Regions from separate parts of the Homo sapiens genome. Here region 1 is linked to region 2. A link is a contact called in ENCODE Hi-C or POLR2A ChIA-PET data. All regions are on one chromosome and are shown on one strand. Each heading gives the region's core, a stretch centred on a gene start or an enhancer-like site at or near the end of the contact. The rest is flanking DNA. Distances are from core to core; before and after follow the strand shown.

Evidence for each region. Hi-C counts contacts between places; a loop is a spot of excess contacts on that map. ChIA-PET counts read pairs that join two places held with the same protein, here RNA polymerase II (POLR2A). Pooled maps may share reads with other maps.
Region 1: a loop to region 2 is called in a pooled map, with 5 times the contacts of the local background. The contact joins two enhancer-like sites. A Hi-C loop is called at or near these places in 2 of 168 maps with a recorded cell type or tissue (PC-9 and endothelial cell of umbilical vein) and 3 of 50 pooled maps. POLR2A ChIA-PET finds 5 or more read pairs at or near these places in 5 of 52 experiments (GM12878, MCF 10A, OCI-LY7 and 2 more).

What each region holds. Positions count from the first base shown.
Region 1 is chr1:67,790,481-67,793,180 of GRCh38, forward strand. The region is part of intron 1 of GNG12 (G protein subunit gamma 12); the gene reads right to left. Among named protein-coding and RNA genes, the nearest start is that of GNG12-AS1, 40 kb to the right of the region's middle. Within about 2 kb of position 1,376, at least 9 of the 41 ENCODE cell types and tissues checked have a DNase peak (open chromatin) inside an H3K27ac peak, as active enhancers do; they include PC-9 and endothelial cell of umbilical vein, where a contact is called at or near this core.
Region 2 is chr1:67,748,580-67,751,354 of GRCh38, forward strand. The region is part of intron 2 of GNG12 (G protein subunit gamma 12); the gene reads right to left. Among named protein-coding and RNA genes, the nearest start is that of GADD45A, 65 kb to the left of the region's middle. Within about 2 kb of position 1,317, at least 24 of the 41 ENCODE cell types and tissues checked have a DNase peak (open chromatin) inside an H3K27ac peak, as active enhancers do; they include PC-9 and endothelial cell of umbilical vein, where a contact is called at or near this core.

The sequences.
Region 1 (2,700 bases), core at 126-2,625, 42 kb after region 2:
TCTATCTGTCAAATCAGCCACTTCTGTGCCTATCCCTTTTCCTCAGATCCCCTGTTGGTGATGTATTTATGTATCTGCATCGACAACTTGATCGTAAGGTCCCCTGACTGCATAGGCCATAGTTTATTCCTTTTTTTTTTTTTTTTTGAGATGGAATCTCGCTCTGTTGCTCAGGCTGGAATGCAGTGGCACTATCTCGGCTCTCTGTAACCTCTGCCTCCCGGGTTCAAGCAATTCTCCTGCCTCAGCCTCCTGAGTAGCTGGGATTACAGGCGTGTGCCGCCACCACCACGTCTGGCTAATTTTTGTATTTTTAGTAGAGACAAGGTTTCACCATGTTTGTCAGGCTGATCTCCAACTCCTGACCTCGTGATCTACCCGCCTTGGCCTCTCAAAGTGCTGGGATTACAGGTGTGAGGCACCATGCCCAGCCCATACTTTATTCCTATATGTATTTGTTTTCCTTCCCACAAGGATTATTTCTTTACTTGAAGCGCCCTAGATTTTTCATAAATGAAAAACACACTCTGGATGTACTTATTTATATCTAATTTTCTAAAACTGAAATGTTCATAGTGGCTCAGGGGAAGGGTAACACAAGAGTTAATTCTGAAATTCAGTTCTATTTATCTTATTTGTCAAAGCCAGCTTTTACTCCTGTGAACATGTATCTCCTAATTCCAGGAACAATTGTGGATATGATGATGTAAATACAGTTTTTCTTAATCTTTTAAAATTCACACTCATTTCTGATAACCTTATGTTCCCTAATCAGATTCTGATATACCCATCCTTAGGTGTCTTAGCAAACTGTGATATGTATTTTCAGTCTCCTTTGCTGAATTCTCTCCTCTTCCTCAAATCTGATGACTCTCAAATCTCTATCTCCAGTCTCAGCTTGCTCTTTGAACGTCAGACTTACTTGTCTGACTGATTTCTTAACATCTCCCCTAGGATGCTTAGTAAGGCATCACAAACAATTGTGCCTTGGCCACAATCATCTCCCACACTGCTCTCCCTTCTTGGGGCTCCCAGGGGACATCAATGGTACCAGTAGGACTCCATCATTCATGCCCTTGTTCAAGTCAAAATCTTCATTCATTTTTGGCTCCTTTCTCACCAACTGCATATCCCATCAATCAGCAAATCCTGTCAGCCCTACCTTCAAAATACCTCCAGAATCCAATCATGCGTTGGCATCTCCTCTGCTCCCATCTGGGCAAACTAGCAGCATCTCTCGCCTGGATGACTTAAAGAGTTCCCTCTGCTGATCTGGGCTTCACACTTGCTTCCCTCCTCAACCCCCCATCTAGTTTCCATCAGTCATTATTCCCTAGCTCAAAACTCTCCAACAGATTCTCAGCATACTTAACACACTTACTCACGTCCACTCCTTGGCCCATCAGCAGCTATGAGAACTGGCCTTGGCTCACTCTATCCAGCCACACTAACCCCTCTTCTCCTTAAATCTGCCAAGCAATGCTCTGTCTTGGGGCCTTGACACAGGTTCTTCCTTCTGCTTAAACTTCTCACAGACACTGCAGGCCTGCACATCTCACTGCCTCACTTCTTTCAGGTCTCTGGGTCAAGCGTTATCTCCTCAGAAAGGCCCTACTCTCTCTTCCCAGACTCTGCTTTGCTTTTCTTCTTGGTACGTACCCCTTCCCCCTTCCTGGCACTCTATTTTCTATCTATTGAATTATTCCCTCTCCTTCACTGGAATGTCAATGCCGTAAGAAAAGGATGTTGTTTGTTTACCGTTGCACTCCCAGTGCCTGAGGCAATGCCTGACACAGGCTAGGCATTCAAGAAAAAATACACATTTTTTGGTTACTGAATGAATGCATATTCTCAACTGGCCAGAAATATTTTATTGAACTTGATTTTTCTGATGTTCGTATTATAAAAATAAACATTTCCTCTTTCCCCAAGTGAATCATAAGATAAGGCATGATTTTTAAACTACGTATGCCTTACCCCCTAGATTCTGGTATCTGCCCATTGGGGTGTTTTGATATATAAAACCTCATGGCTACATTCTGAATTTTTACTAAGCATCTGGCATGTTCTGTAGTCTTTTGCCTCTAACTAAAGCCTCAAGGCTTTATTACCTTTAAAAAATGCTTGCAGAATTAAGCTAATAAAGACATTGTCTGCCTTATTTGTGGTAGTGGCAGTTTTTCTCCCCTCCAGTTGTATCTGAATAAGGCTGGCTCAGATTTCAATGCCAAGTAGTTTGCCACACAACTTTTGTTGTATGGTTCCATGCAGTTTGGGCCTAGCAGCCACAGAAAACACTGTGGAATATTAAGACAACTCCTTGGAAGAGACTAGAAGGGAGTTCAGGCCCCTTCTGCCAGGAGTCTCCAATATATTTGGGTTTTCTGGCTGCCTGGCCAGTATTGGTGCTTTTCAGAAGAGCAGTGTTTCCTTCATGAATGAAACCCATTTATCATGACACACTCAGTGGACAGAGTTAGCTCCCAGGGGACAGTCGTTCTCCCAGCCTCTGACATTTTCCCAGTGTGACAGTGAATACCACCCCACAGAGACCAATGTCACTCTGTGAATTCCACCTTGGACTCTTAGCAAACCTCAGCTTCAGAGAGTTCAGTCAACTGGAAATTGTCTCCTGTGTCTTTTCTCCTTTTCTTGAAGCATAATCTTTCTGGATCTTTTATATATAAGACTTTGGAATCA
Region 2 (2,775 bases), core at 67-2,566:
ATTCGCACCCTCTAAGAGTTCCTGAAATAATTAACATGCACTGCCATTCTTGTTTTTCCAGTGGTGATTTCATCTAGTCCCTACAGAAACTGAGAATTAAATGTCATGGTTTTGTGTTTTGGAAAGCAAAACTCTCCCCCAAACAAGGGAGTTCTGAATACTGCTGAGAGCATGTGAGATCTGAAAAGTCTGCAGAGTGCTAATCATTAACATGCTACTTTTGGAGGCAGGACTGCCCCTTTCTTTGCTATCACATTTCCTTCTATTTGATCCTGCCCTGTACTGGTTTACTTTCTGTTTCTCCCACTCATTACCACGCATTCTTCCATAACACATGTGAAGTCCAGAATAGCCTCTCCCTTTCGGTTGGCCAACTCAACACTTCCCTTACAAACTCTCCTTAAAAAAAAAAAAATCATCTCTGACTTATTTTCCAAGGACTTTCCCTCTTCCCACTCCCCTGGAGGGGAGGAGGTGGGGAACAACCAAACCCTCCATTTCTTCCTGAATAATGCAGGAGAATAAAGCAGAAGGTCTACAGACATTACTTATAGTAACCGCAAATAAAAAGGTGTCTAAGAAGAATAGTCTGCTAACTTAGTTTGGAGGGAGACAGATTTGGGTTCGCATCCTGCCTTTGTCATTTGCTCGTAGTGAGACTATGGATAGGTCGCTTAACCTTTCCCTAAACCTCTGTTTTTTTCACCTGCAAAATGGAACTTTACATTAGGGTAAAATTATTATTTTAAGATAACAGTATTAGGAGTTTTAATAATAAAAAAGCCCTTCCAAGGCTGTAAAGGGAATTAAATGAGACAAAGCATATGGAGTGCCTGGAACACAGTAAGCACTCAATAAATGTTTGCTGCTACTGATGATGATGTAAATCTTTTGAGGAGGAATGTCATCCTTTCCCCCACTGCATATATAGTAACACGGATTCAGTGCTTCTCAAAGCTAAAATACAGTACCAGGAGGAAGGGTCTGGGTACAACTGTTTGCTGATTGCTGCCCCCAGGAAGCACGTCTCAGAGGCAGCCTGCACGACAGAGCAAAGGGCTTATTTTAGGAGCCTCCAATCAGGACAGACTGGTTGATCTGGATGCCTCACCTGGCAAGGCAGCCTCAGCCACACGCCCATCTCCACAGGCTATCGGCATTCCCAGTGGGATGCACCACAGCCCCAGACTGAGAATTTTTATCCACAACTTGTTCCCCTCTCCTGATCTCCCTTCTCCCTTTTGGAGACCTCAAGGCTGGAGAGAAATGAAAAGCAACAGCTCTGCCTGACAAATAAGGTAAGGACTCTGCCTCTCAGGTGCTGAGTCACTGGTTAGGAACTGTCCCATCTACAGACTCTCCCAGAAATTTACACAAAAACACAAAGTTGGGCTCCAAACCTTGGGCACTCTCAGAAAGGCTATGATTCACCAGGGTGTGCTTCAGAACTGAAACTCTGGGTACAGAAGGTACCCACTGCCCAGCCTGCCAACAACCTATCTTCCTTTAAACAACAAAAACGGAGCAGAAAGAGGAAAAAAGCCTGAACCTTTCCTAATAAGGTAATACCACATGCCATTTGTAGTTTTGAATTGCTTGGCACGCCAGGATCATATGACATTCACCGCAGCTACTGCTTCATGCTTGTGTGAGGCTCTCCAGGAAAAATGAGAGAGTCTTTGGTGTGCCTCTGGGGGATTACAAACGAACAGGGAACATGTTCTCCCAGTGGAACCTCACATTTTCCTGATTAACCACACTTGCCTCACATCCCTCTTTCACACTGCTGCCTGCAGGCCTCTTGCTTTGTGGGCTCAGGCATTGTAAAAGTTCTCAGGTTGCTTTGTATGCAGGTTTTCTCTCTCCAACGAGGTGCACGCTTTTTGAGGGCAGAAACACTCCTTTATTTCTTTTGTTTCACCCTGCTATGCTCATCACAGCGTAATTCACCCAGCAGTTACTCAATAAATGCTTGATGACAGACTAGTGCTGAGAATTTTACAGATCAGTAGGTGATCATTTTATATCATTAGCCCCTAACTTACAAATCGGCAGGGTTTCAAAAGTTGGTTTCAAAGAAGGTATTTATGTAGCATATTTTCCCATAGAAACAGTGTTATAACTGGGGCTTAGGTTTCCAGGCCCTCTTATTTCTCAGAATATCCTATATCTACTTACATGCAGTCTTATTGAGCTCTCTCATTTGCCTCAGACTCACATTAGACTGCCAGTATATGTGCAGGATAAACTCTAGTTCTTTCAGTTACAGCAATGCTGACTTGCACAAATTTCCTTTCCCACTTATTAGTCGTATTTTCATATTTTATGACACTATATGTAGCAGCAGGTAATAAATTACTCATCATATACTTTAAAAATAACACTAACAGGTAAGGAGTTATTTTTGCTCCTCATTAAAAAAGATGCATGAACTTTTGTTTTTCCTTTTACATTAAAATATTTTTCACCAGTTTTTAACCTCAGTTATTATTTGGGCCACTCCAGACTTTCCCAACCATTTACACACATTCACCCCCTCACCCACCCACCCACGCATCCACTCATAGTCTACCAGGACTGCCCATTTACATGGATACACATACAGACACACACACACACACACACACACACACGTGCATATACACACACGTTTTAAAATGCATTCTGGGCCACTAAAAATATTTATTAGCCATTATAGAAATGAATGACATTAGTTTTCAAAGTAAAAGCTATAGTTGTTCAACAGAGAGGCAGAGTCTGTGAGCCACTTCTCAC